Regions from separate parts of the Homo sapiens genome. Here region 1 is linked to region 2. Evidence: chromatin loops called from intact Hi-C (ENCODE). Cell type or tissue: endothelial cell of umbilical vein. All regions are shown on one strand.

Region 1 (8,000 bases), 380 kb after region 2:
AATACTAAGATTTTAATACACTTATTATTTATTAATTTATTTATTTATTGAGATGGAGTTGCTCTGTCGCCCAGGCTGGAGTGCAGTGGCATGATCCCAGCTAACTGCAGTCTTTGCCTCCTGGGTTCCAGCAATTCTCCTGCCTCAGCCTCCTGAGTAGCTGGGATTACTGGCACCAGCCACCACTCCTGGCTAATTTTTTGTATTTTTAGTAGAAATGGGGTTTCACAATGTTTGCCAGGCTGGTCTTAAACTCCTAACCTTAAGTGATCTGCCCGCCTTGGCCTCCCAAAGTGTAGGGATTACAGGCGTGAGCCACCGCGCCTTGCCAAATTATTTATTATTATTTTTTTGAGACAGGGTCTCTGTTGCCCAAGCTGTAGTGGCATGGTCACAGTTCACTGCAGACTCCCCAGGCTTAGGCGTTCCTCCCACCTCAGTCTCCCAAGTAGCTAGGATTACAGGCGTGTACCACCACTCTGGGTTAATTTTTCTATTTTTTGTAGAGACAGGGTTTCACTATGTCGCCCAGGCTGGTCTCGAACTCCTGTACTCAAGCAGTCCTCCCACCTTGACCTCCCAAAGTGCTGGATTTACAGGTGTGATCCACAACGTCCAGCCTATATACTTAAGATACTTCTAAACCATTTGTGTTCAACTTCTGTTCTTGCCCCATAGTCACCTTGAGACTCATCACTTAGCCAACTCCAAAAGCATTGCTGATTACTGTGAATTTTACTAAGGTTTTCTTAAGAGGGTTCCATTGTCTCAAAATTGTTCCTGAAATATCCTGTTACCTGTCTACCTGATTTTCTCCTATCTTCAGAGTTCCATTTCCTGTCCTCCCGCCTGTCATTATACCTTCCATAAGCCCCTACTTTTGTCCCAGCACTTTTCCCTCTGTCAGTTTACATATCCCACCAAGCAAAACAAAAATAGCAAAACAGTAATGCCTTCTGAATCCTCAAATTGCTCAATCCTCAGATTGCTCCTCAATCTGGAAAATGTTTTATATCAAGCCCATTTATAAATCAAGGATTGGCAATTTAAAAAATTAAAATAAAGAAAGGAGAATTGGAAATAAAATGAATTGGCTGGGCACGGTGGCTCACGCCTGTAATCCCAGAACTTTGGGAGGCCGAGGTGGGTGGATCACTTGAGGTCAGGAGTTCGAGACCAGCCTGGCCAACATGGTGAAACCCTGCCTGTACTGAAAATACAAAAATTAGCTGGGTGCGGTGGCGCACACCTGTAATCCCAGATACTCAGGAGGCTGAGGCAGGAGAATCGCTTGAACCCAGGAGGCGGAGGTTGCAGTGAGCCGAGATCGTGCCACTACACTCCAGCCTGGGCAACAGAGCCAGACTCTGTCTCAAAAAAAAAAAAAAAGTTTAATTCACGCAGAGCCAGCTGAACGGCAGACAGGAGTTTGGTTATTCAAATCAGCCTACCAGAAAATTCGGAGACTGGGGTTTTTAAAGAATGACTTGGCGGGTAGGGGGCCAGGGATTGGCGAATGCTAATTTGTCAGGTGGGAGGTGAAATCACAGGGGGTTGAAGTGGGCTCTTGCTGTCTTCTGTTACTGAGTGGAATTGCAGAACTTGTTGAGCCAGATTATGGTCTGAGTGGCGCCAGCTAGTGCATCGGAATGCGCGGTCTGAAAAGTATCTCCAGCACCAATCTTAGGTTTTACAATAGTGATGTTATCCCTGAGAGCAATTGGGGAGGTCAGGAATCTTATAGCCTCTGGCTGCAAGCCTCCTAAATCATAATTTCTAATCTTGTGGCTAATTTGTTAGTTCTACAAAGGCAGACTGATCCCCAGGCAAGAATGGGGTTTGTTTTTGGAAAGGACTGTTACAATCTTTGTTTCAAAGTGAAATTAGAAATTAAATTCCTCCTGTAGTTAGTTAGGTCTTCGCCCAGGAATGAACAAGGGCAGCTCGGAAGTGAGAAGCGTGGAGTCATTTAGGTCAGATCCCTTGCACTGTCATAACTTTCTCACTGTTAGGATTTTTGCAAAGGCAGTTTCGTGAACGTACAGAGACAGGCCCTTGCTATTATCCCTATTTTTTAGATAAGGATATCCAGGCGATGAGGAAGTTTTACTTCTGGGAACAGCCTGGATACGAAACCTTCACACGTCAGTGTCTTTTGGACATTTTCTCGTCAGTACAGCCCTGTTGAATGTTCTCACGGTGGGGAGGTACGTGTTTAAAATGCGGGGAAGGTGCTTTTATTTCACCCCTGGTGAAACTAGGGGAGCTAATTTTTTTAAACATGATTTTTGGCCCCCTTGAACCGCCGGCCTGGACTACGTTTCCCAGCAGCCCGTGCTCAAGACTACGGGTGCCTGCAGGCGGTCAGCGTCGTTTGCGGCGGCGCAGGCGCGGTGCGGGCGGCGGACGGGCGGGCGCTTCGCCGTTTGAATGGCTGCGGGCCCGGGCCCTCACCTCACCTGAGGTCCGGCCGCCCAGGGGTGCGCTATGCCGTCGGGAGGTGACCAGTCGCCACCGCCCCCGCCTCCCCCTCCGGCGGCGGCAGCCTCGGATGAGGAGGAGGAGGACGACGGCGAGGCGGAAGACGCCGCGCCGCCTGCCGAGTCGCCCACCCCTCAGATCCAGCAGCGGTTCGACGAGCTGTGCAGCCGCCTCAACATGGACGAGGCGGCGCGGGCCGAGGCCTGGGACAGCTACCGCAGCATGAGCGAAAGCTACACGCTGGAGGTGCGCTCGCGGGCGGAGGGGCGCTTCCGGCCTAGTTGGCGTGAACCGGTGCCTTCCGAGCCGCGTCGCGCGCCTCGAGAGACTCTCGGGCGGGTTGCGGGCTCCCAGCCCCGAGAGGGGTGGGGACTTCCTCTGCGCTATTCCGAGGCTCTTAGCCGCTCCGAGGGCTAACCCGCTCTCGCCGCGCTTTCCTGCGGCTTCCGAATGGGGAACGCGTCTTGCCCTAAAGTAGCACAGCAAGGCTGAGATCGCGCTGGGGTCCCGTTGAGGAAAATGGGTGTGTGTGGCCCATCTGACCCCCCGCCCGCCTTGTTAGTAGAATGAACTAGTGTCGTTGTCAAGACCACACGGACAAGGGGAGGGGACTTGCCCTTATTTGCACCGCGATTAACCGGGTTGTGGCACCTGGGTCTCCAGGCGTCTCCGTCTGTTCGCTTCCCCCTGTTAACCAAATTGCCTTTGCCCTGGCGTTGCGGGCGTTTGAGTCAACGTGCTGATGCGTTTTGGGCTGTGTTTACGTCTGTGTAAACAAATTAATACTCATTTCCCCCCAGGCCAGATGAAATGAGCCCTCCGCCGACCCGGATGTAGACACATGCCCCCATTTGTCACTAGGATCAGGACTGTGGCTACCTCGAGGGCTTTTTGGTCACCCCGGGCATTGCACAGGACTCCTGTTGTTGTTGCGATCCGGGTGTGTTAGGTCGCAGCCTTCGGACAGGGCTTGCAGATGAGAAAAATGGCCATTCTAGCCAGTGAGTGTCAGCTTTGTATGCACCTCCCCTTCATGGGCCAATGGGAAGTGACACGGAAGTACGGATTGTTTATCAGCTGTTTGACTGTGTGTGTGGCATTTAAACCTGAGGCCATTTGATTTCTCAAGTCGTTTTATAATTAATTTGTAGAAAGAGTCGGGCAAATAGGTCCAGGATGCAAAGCCTAACCAAGGTATTATTTAAATATGATGTTTTTGGCTATGTGTACTGATGAGTGAGGTTATTTTTAATTTGTATTTGCATTAATAGAATTTTAATTCAATTACTAGTTCCCTCTTTGAATTGTTAGGTCTGCAGAAGATAGTGTATGGTGGCTTTAGAACCCGACAGACCTGAAACCGCTGGAAAAGTTCAGTATGGTGATCTCTAAACTGGAGATATTTGTGTTTACCTCACAGAGCTGTTCTGAAGATTAAATAAGGCAATAATGTAGTTTCTGGCACATAAAGCACCCATATGGACAGTGTTTTCAAGTTTACTAAGCTCTTTGTATATTTACATGATCTGGCTGAGTAAGCTATGTTCCTATTCATCTCTCAGTGCCTTTCTGTAGTCTGGCAAAGAGAAGGACTGGTTGGCTTTTTATGTTGTTTTTTGTTTTTTGGGTTTTTTTTTGGTAAATGGCCTTAAAGGCTTCCAAACAAGCTCTTATTTTACCCTCAAGATAATCCTGTAAATCAGATAGAACAAGCATTATCGCCATTTATTTGAGGTATTTCAACTCATAGCAGTTAAGTTGTATGAAGTCTAGTGATACATGAGCAAGTATCACGTAATAGCTGGTTAGTAAATTATTTTTGAAAACATGTTTGATTACTCAATTCTTTTGATTACTGAGACTTTAGTTTCAGCTTCTTAGCCCAGTTTATTCAGTAAATGATTTACTCAGTAAAATATTCATCAAATATTTCTTGAGCACCTATTACTTGCTACACATTGTTCTAGGTGCTGGATATAGAGCAGCAAACCTGCTCTTGTGGGGCTTACAGTGAGGTACGCTGTGACAATATGGGATGTCATTCTCATGGGAGTGCAAGGGAAAATAAAGCTCTTATGATGTTTAATACAGAATACTGGTTATGGAATTTTAACTTGATTTCTTGTATTTTCTGTGCATTTTTAACCTGTAACTCATTCTCACAGTCCTCAGCCAAGAAAATGCAGCCTCTGAGACTGTTAAGTAATTTCCCCACTGTGTTATAGCTACTGTATGGCAGAGCCGGAATTTGAAACCAGATCTATTTGACCCTAGAAGATGTGACCATGAGATGTTAATTTTGAGGATAACTTTTTTAGTATTATGGAATTTTCAACATATATTTTTTAGGACCAAAGATAAACTAGGCACAGAGTCTACTCTTTGCATAAATTATTTAAAAGAGCTTCGCGCTCCATTTTGTCATCTAAGCACTGTAAAATTCTCACAAGACTAATTCTTCTTTTTAGGAACGATATAGTTGTAAACTTTCTATTTTTTTTCTTTTTTTTTTTCTCCCTCCACCATCCAAGTAGTTGTGAATTTTCTAGAGCCAAAATAGAACATTATAGATTATCTTTTAAACCCTTTATTGAAGCAGAGGATAATGCTGTGACCGACTTAACTTTATGCTTTCTAAGAGATATTGATATAGTAGAGAAATGCAGTAGTTATGCATCTAAATTTGCTTTTACATCATAAATCAAGAATATTATGAAACCATCTCCCAGAGATATATGTGATACACAGATCTTGGCTGTTTTTTTTTTTTTTACAAAAGAACATCTATGCTATTGATACATATAAGTGGGTTTGTAAGACAGTCTATGTGTAAATGTGAAAAAAGGAAGAATTTCCAGTTCTTCTCATTTTCATTTAGACCAGTAATGAATACATTGAAGCTAAAGGACATCTTCCATCCTTCCTCGCTTTTATAGGGAGAGGAAAGTTGTATCACTTCTTGAGTAAAAAGAATTGTGACGATCTTTTACAAACAATGCCTTAAAAATTATTATTTTTGAATGATATCTGGTAGTGGATCCACAATAGTCTCATTTGGTTATACAAATAAATTTTATGTATTCATGTATGTGTTTTGATTAGGTATAAAATTAGTGGCTGAATATCCATTCAAGCTTAATTTTGTATTTCTATCACTTTTCTAGATTTTGAGCAAGATTAAAAATATAAACAATAGGCCAGGCGCAGGGGCTCACGCCTGTAATCCCAGCACTTTGGGAGGTCTAGGTGGGCGAGTCACGAGGTCAGGAGATCAAGACCATCCTGGCTAACACATTGAAACCCAGTCTCTACTAAAAATACAAAAAATTAGCTGAGCGTGGTGGTGGGCACCTGTAGTCCCAGCTACTCAGGAGGCTGAGGCAGGAGAATGGTGTGAACCTGGGAGGCAGAGCTTGGAGTGAGCCAAGATGGAGCCACTGTACTCCAGCCTGGGTGACACAGTGAGACTCCATCTCAAAAAAAATAAAAAATAAATAAAAATAAACAATAATATTGTTTGCATTACTATGGCTATATAGCAAATTGCCTTAAAACTTAGGGGCAGAAAGCAATTTGTTTTGGTCACAGGTTCTGTGAGTAAGGAATTCAGGCTGGGGACAGTGTGGATGTCATGTTTCTGCGTCAAAATGACTGGTACCTCACCTGGAAGACTTGAGCAACTAGGTACTGGCACAGCTGGAGCTCGTTGGGCATCTCTGTATGTTTGTTCCATGTGGTCTCACCAGCATGGTGATCCAGGGTAGCTAAATTCTTACATGTTGGTTCAGGACTCCGAAGGCACATGTCCTAAGAGAGAGAACCAAGTGGAATCTATACTGCCTTGTATAATCTTTTAGAATTACATAGTTTCACTTCTACCTCTGCAATTATTGATAGAGACAGTTAATCAGTGTGAGGGAACGCAGACCCTTGCCCAGGTCCAAGGTGAGGGAACCCTCTCTACCTCTCAGTGGAATAATGTTAATGTCACATTATAAGAAGAGCCTACGGGGCTGGGTACAGTGGCTCACACCTGTAATCCCAGCACTTTGGAAGGCCAAGGCGGATGGATCACTTGAGGCCAGGAGTTCAAGACCAGCCTGGGCAACATGACAAAACCCTGTCTCTACAAAAAATACAAAAATTAGCCAGGTATGGTGGCGCACTTCTGTAGTCCCAGCTACTTGGGAGGCTGAGGTAGGAGGAGTGCTTGAACCTGGGAGGTGGAGGTTGCAGTGAGCCAAGATTGCGCCACTGCACTCCAGCCTGGGTGACAGAGCAAGATTCCATCTCAAAAAAAAAAAAAAAAAAAAAAAAAAAAAGAGCGTATGAGATAGGGTCATCATTGAAACTAAGTTTCCCACAAAAATATAAACAACACTTTCAATTTAAACATACTTTTAAAAATATTGAAATATTTATATGTAGCTTTTTAACTAAAAATCAATTTTCTTTTCTTTTACAGGGAAATGATCTTCATTGGTTAGCATGTGCCTTATATGTGGCTTGCAGAAAATCTGTTCCAACTGTAAGCAAAGGGACAGTGGAAGGAAACTATGTATCTTTAACTAGAATCCTGAAATGTTCAGAGCAGAGGTAACTATGTTAGAGTTTGACAAGTAGAGTATGGCTAATGTAAGCTCATAAATCATAGTGATAGTAAGAATTATCTCTGTTTATCATTTTCTGAGCATTTGTACCTGTGGACTGGTGAAATTAGATGCTAAAACTAGCATCTAATGATTTTCCTTTCTTTATATCACAGTTAATATCCATTATATTTTACTTCTTTGGTGAAAATATTTAAATTTTAATGTTTTAGGCACTTGTATGGCAGAATTTATTTTTAAAGTTTAGGACATTGTGTAATATTGGGAGAAATGAAGGATATTGAGAAACTTTAGGAGATACTCCAAGTTGAAAAGGTAAATAAAATATTATTTGCTATTATACTTAGAAATATGTGCACAGGACTTGTGGTCTTAATATAAATGGAACATGTAAGTATTTCTCAGTTTCCTGTTTGGAGGATAAATGACATGATTATAATCCATTTTAGAAAGGGTCAAATATGTTTAAAAGAAGAGGCAGAAATTGCTTTATCTGTTGTGTAATTAAATTGATTACATTTATTTTTTGTGCCTTTTAGGTGAATTTTCTTACATGGCTTATTAAAGATAAGTGGAAAAATGATGTTTAGCATTTTGGGGGAAATTACCACTGTCAAAATTTATGGAGTTAATGGTTAAAAAATCACTTACTAAATAAAAAAATTAACTGGGTGTGGTTGTGCATACCTGCAGGCCTAGCTACTTGGGAGGCTGAGATGGGAGGATCACTTGAGCCCTGAATGATGGAGCAGCACTGCACTCCAGCCTGGGCCACAGAGCAAGACCTTGTCTCCAAAAAAAAAAAAAAAAAAAAAAAAGAAGGTTACTATTAAAATAATTAGCAGGCTGGGGGCGGTGGCTCACACCTGTAATCCCAGTAATCCCAGCACTTTTGGAGGCCAAGGTGTG
Region 2 (8,000 bases):
TGTTCAGGGCATGTGCCTTGGAATAAGATAATCCAGATTCACGTTCTGGGTACATTACTTGCTAACTCCTCTACCTAGGGCAAGTTACTTAAACATCGCAAGTCTCAGTTTCTTCGCTGAGAAAGTGGGGAGAGTAACAGTGCCTACTTTGTAGGATTACTGTGAAGATTAAACTAAATTGTCAATCTAAAATCCTTAGTGCATGAGCCAGGTATGGCAGCTTGTGTCTATAATCCCAGCTACTTAGGAGGTTGGGGTGGGAGAAATGCTTGATGCTAGGAGTTCTAGACCAGCCTGAGCAACATAAAAAAAAAAAAAAACAATAAACCCCATCTCTTAAAAAAAAAAGAAATTAAAATTTAAAAATTAGCCAGGCATGGTGGCACATGCCTGCAGTCCCAGCTACTTGGGAGTCTGAGGTGGGAAGATCCCTTGAGCTCGAATTTGTGGCTGCAATGAACAATGATCACCTGGATGACAGAACAAGACCCCATCTCTTAAAGAAAACTGTTAGTGTCTAACACGTTATAAATATTTTATTATTGTTATTTACATACTTCAGCCTACCAAAACTCCTGTTTTCCATGGAGAAAACAGATCTGTTGATAACTCTGCAGTTTCCAGAAACACTGTGATTAGCAGAATGAGAAAAATGCCAGGAGAACTCAGAAGAGAAAGTCACTAGGAAGACTTAATCTCATCAGGTGATGCCAGAATCCAGAGGTTGTAATCTAGGACTTTGCCCAGGCATGCTTTGGGGCACAGTGGTGGGGAGGGAGCTGTTGCAAAGATGGGGCAAGAATGGTCTGGACATGACTCAGACACTTTAAAGTGAAAGAATGGGAAATTGTCTGGCAGCTGGTACTTACCATGGGCAGTCAGCACTCCTCTGACTGATTCACCTTCACCAGGGCACCAGCCTGCAGTGAAGTAGCTGGGGCTGGTTCCTTTTAGTGACACCCACCACCCCTTGCCCTTCCAGGTATTGTCCACAGATGACACCTCCTCCTCCTCCTCCTGCTCCTCCTCCTGCTCTGCCTCCTCCTCCTCCCCCTGCTCCTGCTTCTCCTCCTCTTCCTCCTGCTCCTTCTCCTCCTCCTCCTGCTCCTCCTCCTGCTCTTCCTCCTCCTCCTGCTCTTCCTCCTCCTCCTCCTGCTTCTCCTCCTCTTCTTCCTCCTGCTCTTTCTCCTCCTCTTCCTGCTCCTCCTCTCCTTCTGCTCCTCCTGCTTCTCCTCCTCCTGCTCCTCCTCCTCCACCTGCTCCTCCTCCTTCTCCTCCTCCTGCTCCTCCTCCTTCTGCTCCTTCTTCTCCTGCTCCTCTTCCTCCTGCTCCTGCTTCTCCTCCTTTCTCCTGCTCCTCCTCCTCCTGCTCCTCCTCCTGCTCCTCATCCTCCTTCTCCTCCTGCTCCTCCTTGTCCTCCTCTGCCCTTGATATTCACTTTGACCAGATTACACCAGTACAGAGAGTCCAAAGGTTAAATAGGCACACACTCACACACAAACTCACACTGGGCTAGAACAATGACAGAGCGTCCTGGGGGAGCAGAGTGGGGGCCGGGGGGAGGGGGAAAGGAGGATTGCAGGCCTAACTTTCACAAATCACCTGAAATTTCCACTGAAGGCATTATCTCCAAATGTTGCCACAGAGATAAACTGCCAGGATTACAAGAAAACGTGAAGACGTTCCCATAGAACTCTGTAATGCTTATATCCATCACCAGGAATGTCTGCCCTTGGCGCCCTAAACATAGATTGATTGATTGATTGATTGATTGATTTTGAGGCAGAGTCTCACTCTGTCACCCAGGCTGGAGTGCAGTGGTGCGATCTCAGCTCACTGCAACCTCCTCCTTCCGGGTTCAAGGGATTCTCCCACCTCAGCCTTGGAGTAGTTGGGATTACAGGCTCCTGCCACCACGCCCGGCTAATTTTTGTATTTTTTGTAGAGACTGGGTTTTGCCATGTTGGCTAGGCTGGTCTCAAACTCCTGACCTCAAGCGATCCTCTTGCCTCAGCCTTCCAAAGTGCTGGGATTACAGGCGTGAGCTACGGTGCCTGGCCCTAAATATAGATATTTTTAATAAATCCTCTACTTATCTCACAACGAGCTCAATCGCTTTGCATTAGATCGTTGGGTGTGTTAAAAGTATTCATGTGTTACATTAAATGTGAATTCAACAAAAGCAGAGATTTTTGTGTTTTGTTCTTCATTGTATCCCTTGATTGTAGAAAAGTGGCACATAGTAGGTGCTCAGTTAATCGTTGTTAAATGAAGACATAAATGAAATATAAACCATTAAATGTCCACCATATTTGTAAGCGTTTTGGCATGTCTTCATTGAAAGAATACCAGGCAGCTGGGAGCCATAGTTTACTCCGGTAATCCCAGTGCTTTGGGAGGCTGCAGGTGAGAGGATCGCTTGAGACCAGGAGTTCAAGAGCCACCAGGGCAACATAGAGAGACCTTGTCTCTACAAAAACAAAACAAAACAAAACAAAAAACAAAAAACACAATTCCCTTAAGCCGCCCCTTCCCCTTCCACTGCTCAGAGAAGGCCTTCCAGCAGAGCAGAGCACGAGGTCGCTGGCACACACCCATCCTCCACCAGTCCTGGCCTCTGTAGAGCAAGCCAGCAGAGCAGGCTGTTTCTCTCATTCAGGGACGGTTTAGGGGGTGGCAGGAAAAAATGGTTGCTGATAGGCGAAGGGCCTCCCTGGGTTGGAGAGAACCCCAGCCTCGGATGGTCCCAGCACATTTAAAAGAGAAGCAGTGCCAAAGGTGGGGTGCACTGAAAGCTGCTGGATGAAGGGAAAGATCCTTGTGCTCAGCCCGGAAAACCGGAGGATGGATACCAGGCCGAGGGGTCCCTCCGTGCCCCAAGAGAAAGTTCACCAAGTTTAGATCCCAGTGCCCCGCAGCGGGTGAAGGTGGTCCCGCCCCAGGCCGGATCTGGCCACAGGGCTGGCGGCGCGCTGGAAAACCGCCCACGTGGGAAGAAGCCCTGGCTGCATTTCCGCCCTGGACTGCGCTCCCGCCTGCCAGCGCGGTCCCTGCGCAGCCGCCCCGCGCCCACTAGGTGGCGCCTGCGCTCTAGTGGGCGCTTCACAGGCGCAGCGACAGCGACAGCGACAGCTCGAACCTGAGTCCCAGGATTCCGGGGACTGGAGGGCAGCGCCGGCAGCCAAGGTAGGATTCCTGAGCCCCGGGCGTCTCCCTGGAGCCTCTGAGGTCGGGGTGGACAGCGGGGCGGCCGCTGGGCACCGCTTGCGGTCTGCAGAGATAACCGGAGGAGTCGGGGCGGCAGCACGTGTTGTAGCCGTGGGGGGGACCCAGAGACCCGCAGCCTCGGAGCTGGGCCTAGAGCAAGGCAGAGCACCAGGTCGCTGGCACGCTCGCATCCTCCCCAGCCCTCGCCTCCCAGAGCATGCCCGAATCCCCAAGCCGGGCGTCCTCGAAGCGGAAAGCAGCCACTGTCGCCCAGAGCCACTCCAGGGTGGCAGCCGAGTGCTGATAAGGTCCAGAGCACCACTTCTTAAACTTGTCTGCCCGTTGGCGTTGCTTGGGAAGCATTAAAAAAATACCGATGCCCTAGTTCCACCCCCGCCCCCCCCCAGAGACTCAGATGTGATTGGTCTGGGTGGGGGACTGGACATCTGGGTATTAAAATGTTTGCAAGAGATTCCAGCTGGCAGCCAAATTTGAGGACCCTTGATCTAAGGAGTTGGAGAAAAACGGAGGACATTTGTTTGTTCTAACCCAGAATGCTGATGATTCCCTCCTCCTCCTATTCCTCCAGTTCGCCCTCCTCCTCCTTTCTCATGTGCCTTTTAAGCAGGAAATGCCTCTGCCTTTGTACTGTCAAACCCAAGATAACAAACTAACCATCCCCCACCCCCCACAGTAGGGCTGGTTCTGAAAGGGTTGAACTCGAAAGTGGACAAGGAACAGAAAGACACCAGTGTGGAATGTGAGCGAAGACTCTTAGGGGTTTATGGGTAGGAAGGGGGTTCCTCCCCACCCTGATCCCAGAGAAGATCAGGAGACTGGCTGGAGCTGTCTTCCTCATTTTGGCAAACCTAGCTGATTAGGCAGTGAGAGGCCTTATAACGAGCCTTTTTTACAACTAGTAAAAGGGCCCTTTTACAACTAGTAAAAATGAGCCCTTATGTTTGTTTGTTTTATAGAGATAGGGCCTCACTATATTCCCCAGGATGGTCTCAAACTCCTAGGCTCAAGCCATTCTCCAGCCTCGGCCTCCCAAAGTGCTGGGATTATAGGCATGAGCCGCTGCGCCCCGCTGACCCCTTATGTTTATATAACAGCAGTGTTACTAACATGGGCATAGATTCCCCCCCATAGGCAGCCCTTCCTTTGTGACCTTGGAAACTCACTGAACCATCCTCAGCTTCAGTTTTTGTATCTGCAAAATGGGTGTGAAAATCGGGTTGCCTTGGGAATTATTCACAATAAAAGCTACTGTTTACTAAGGGTTCACCCTATGCTAGAGGCTTTCTGTGCAGGGCCAAGTTAGACTCCTGACCATAACTTCCACGGTAGAACTATGAATACTGCATTTGATAGCCAAGGAAACTGAGGCTCAGAGAGGCCAATGATCTTGCTCGAAGTTATATAATTAATTAATAAGAAGCATGTCCCATATTTGAACCCAGGCAGTCTGCTCTTGAGCTCAGGTGCAAAAGAACAATACTCTGCTGTTTCCCTTGTTGACCAGGACAGCGTGCACGGGGCAGGCGCGTGGTGTGTCTTCACAAACACTAGCTATCACTGCTGTGAGCTGAGCACTTCCACTGAATTGACTCATTCGCTCATTGGAAATACATTTATTATTGAGAGCCTACTGTGGGCCAGGCAGTTTTCCAGATGCTAGAGATAAAATATGAGTAAGACAGAATTCAGCCAGCCCCGAATGAGAGAAACAGGAAGAAAGTGCAGTAGATTCTCATTATTCACAAGTTCTAAATTTGCAAATTCTTCCCTGTAATCCCAGCACTTTGAGAGGCTGAGGCAGGAGGATCGCTTGAGGCTAGGAGTTTCAGATCAGCCTGTGCAACAGAGCAAGGCCCTGTTTGCTTAAAAATTATACACATTGAATAATTCTTAAAAAAAATTTGTTTGTGGCCAGGCATGGTGGCTCATGCATATAATCCCAGTACTTTGGGAAGCTGAGGCAGAAAGATTACTTGAGGCTAGGAGTTCCAGATCAGCCTGGGTAACACAGTAAGACCCTATATCTTTATTTTAAAAATTATATAATTAAAGAATTTTTAAAAAAATATGTTTGTGGCCGGGTGTGGTGGCTCACACCTGTAATCCCAGCACTTTGGGAGACTGAGGTGTGAGGTTAGGAGTTTGAATTTAGGAGTTTGACACCAGCCTAATCACTTGAGCTAAGGAGTTTGAGACCAGCCTGGACAGCATAGAGAGACCTTGGCTCATTTAAAAAAAAAAAGAGGAAAAAAGGCCGGGTGCAGTGGCTCATGCCTGTAATCCCAGCACTTTGGGAGGCCGAGGTGGGTGGATACCTGAGGTCAAGAGTTCGAGACCAGCCTGGCCAACATGGCAAAACCCCGTCTCTACTAAAAATTCAAAAAATTAGCTGGGCGTGGTGGCAAGAGCCCGTAATCCCAGCTGCTTGGGAGGCTGAGGCAGGAGAATTGCTTGAACCTGGGAGGTGGAAGTTGCAGTGAGCCAAGATCACGCCATTGTACTCCAGCCTGGGCAACAACAGCGAAACTCCATCTCAAAAAAAAAAAAGAAAGAAAAAAGAAAAATAATGTCTGCGTAACTTCCAAATCAATATCCATGACACTTTCACAGTCATATATGGATGCACGTAGAATAGTGAAAAAGTTGAGTCACCCAACGTGCACATTTCCAGCCAAGGGCAAACAGGAGGACACGCTGCTTTCTGGTTTCAGCTCTTGTGCTATAAACAAGTGTCCCTTTTGTGGTGTACTTAGTGCCACATTTTTTGCATGTTTGTGTGTTTTTGTTTGTGATGTCGCTGTTTGAAATGGCCCCAAGTGTACAGTTGACGTGCTGTCTAGTGTTCCTAAGTATGAGAAGGCTGCGATGTGCCTTACAGAGAAAGCTTGTCTGTTAGGTAAGCTTCGTTCAGGCATGAGTTATAGTGCAGTTGGCTGAGTTCAGTGTTAATGAATAATATGTATATATATCAACAATATATATCAAATAAGGTGTCTTTTGTCTTTGTTTTTGTTTTTTTGAGATGGAGTCTCACTCTGTCTCCCAGGCTGGAGTGCAGTGGCACGATGTCAGCTCACTGCAGTCTCCACCTCTGGAGTTCAAGCGATTCTCCTGCCTCAGCCTCCCATGTAGCTGGTACTACAGGCACATGCCACCACGCCCAGCTAATTTTTGTATTTTTAGTAGAGACGAGGTTTCACCATGTTGCCCAGGCTGGTCTCGAGCTCCCGACCTCAGGTGATCACCCACTTTGGCCTCCAAAGTGCTAGGATTACAGGCTCAAGCCACAGCACCTGGCCTATAAGGTATCTTTAAACAGAAACACACATAAACAAAGGTTATGCATTGATCTGCCAGGCAGAAGGTGGGGTTAGAAAAAGATGTTTCTGGCAGAAAGGTCAGCATGTACAGAGATAGCCAAGAGCTTGGCAAGGCCAGGGGACTCAAGGAGAGCCAGTGGGCAGGGAGTGTGGTGGTGAAAGGGAGAGAGGCTGGGGCCAGGCGGCTCAGTGTCTTGTGGGCAGCTCTCATTTCATCCGATTAGCACGGTAATCCTGGCAGGTTGGACAGGATCATTTCCGCCTTTGAGAGATGATGAAATTGACGTTCCATGCTGTTAAATGACTTGCCCAAAGTTGCACTGCTGGTAAGCAGCAACACCCCCCACCCTCCAACTTAATCTAATGTTGACCAGACATTTGGGTTTTTTGTTTTGTTTTGTTTTGTTGGTTTTTGGTTTCTTTTGTTGTTGTTTTTAAGACACAGGGTCTTGCTCTGTCACCCATGCCTCCTGTAGTGGTATGATCATAGCTACTGCAGCCTCAACCTCCTGAGCTCGAGGGATCCTCCCACCCAGCCAAGTAGCTGGGGCTACAGGTGCACACCATCATGCCCAGCTAATTTTTTAAGTAGGGTCTTACTGTGTTGCCTAGGCTGGTCTCCAACTCCTAGACTCAAGTGTTTCTCCTGCCTTGGCCTCTCAAAGCACTGAGATTACAAGCATGATCTACCTTACCTGGCCAACATTTGGGTATTGATCAGAAATCTCAGGACGTGGGCTGGAGGTTTGGTTTGTTCTGGGGAGAAATCAGTAACTAAGTGGTGGTGAAAGTGATCAAGCGTCGATGAAACCACGTGGGATAGTGGCAGGGTGTGGAGAAGAAAATTTCTCATGTCCTTTAAAAAAGAAAAATATTTCTGGTGGCTGGGCACAGTGGCATATGCCTGTAATCCCAGCACTTTGGGAAGCAGAAGTGGGAGGAATGCTTGAGGCCAAGAGTTCAAGACTAGCCTGGGCAACATAGTGAGACCCCCACCTCTATCTTTAACAACAAGAAAAATGGAAAAAAAATTTAGTCAAAAAATATTACTGGTATAAAGACATGAATTCCTCTGTGAAAGAGTCTTAGGTACTTGCAGAGGGTGGGAGTAATGACCATGGTCATAAAGATGTGGCAAAAGGAAATGTGAGGTTCTGATTCAAACTGCCCCCAAATACTAGGTCTGGGCATCGGCCTCCCCACTCATGGGGCAGCCAGGCCTCAATCTGCCTCTTGTCTCTGCAGGATAATGACCGTGAACAGGCATCAGCAAACTTTTTCTGTAAAGGTCCAGAGAGTAAATATTTTGAGCTTTATGGACCATAGGGTTTCAGTTGCAACTGCAGTAAATTCTCAATTAATGTCCTCGTTAGGTTCTTAGAAACTGCAACTTTAAGCGAAATGACGTACAGTAAGTCCAAGTAACGTCGTTTCTTGTAATGTTGATGAGAA

What was found. Hi-C counts contacts between places; a loop is a spot of excess contacts. Peaks named below come from ENCODE experiments on the same cell type or tissue, not always from the same donor. Only the 100,000 strongest peaks of a DNase experiment are listed, where the experiment ranks them.
Region 1: a loop joins it to region 2, with 2.8 times the contacts of the local background. A loop is called at or near these places in 13 of 110 quality-filtered maps.

The regions. Positions count from the first base shown.
Region 1 is chr16:53,432,070-53,440,069 of GRCh38, forward strand. RBL2 (RB transcriptional corepressor like 2) reads left to right here and starts at 2,402. Exons shown (of 22, transcript NM_005611.4): 1 at 2,402-2,727; 2 at 6,947-7,077. The coding sequence starts at 2,488. RefSeq lists a silencer at 2,457-2,676 and an enhancer at 3,287-3,396. In endothelial cell of umbilical vein, no CTCF peak of the experiment used is centred here; DNase peaks (open chromatin) are centred at 2,382, 2,852 and 3,482; H3K4me3 peaks cover 1,997 bases; H3K27ac peaks cover 1,868 bases.
Region 2 is chr16:53,051,892-53,059,891 of GRCh38, forward strand. It overlaps CHD9NB (CHD9 neighbor), which reads right to left and starts at 1,006. Exons shown (of 3, transcript NM_001396020.1): 1 at 870-1,006. It overlaps CHD9 (chromodomain helicase DNA binding protein 9), which reads left to right and starts at 3,100. Exons shown (of 39, transcript NM_001308319.2): 1 at 3,100-3,186. RefSeq lists enhancers at 3,394-3,925, 3,438-3,487, 6,138-6,187. In endothelial cell of umbilical vein, a CTCF peak has its summit at 3,075 (motif pointing right); DNase peaks (open chromatin) are centred at 840, 3,210, 3,890 and 4,850; H3K4me3 peaks cover 1,305 bases; H3K27ac peaks cover 2,477 bases.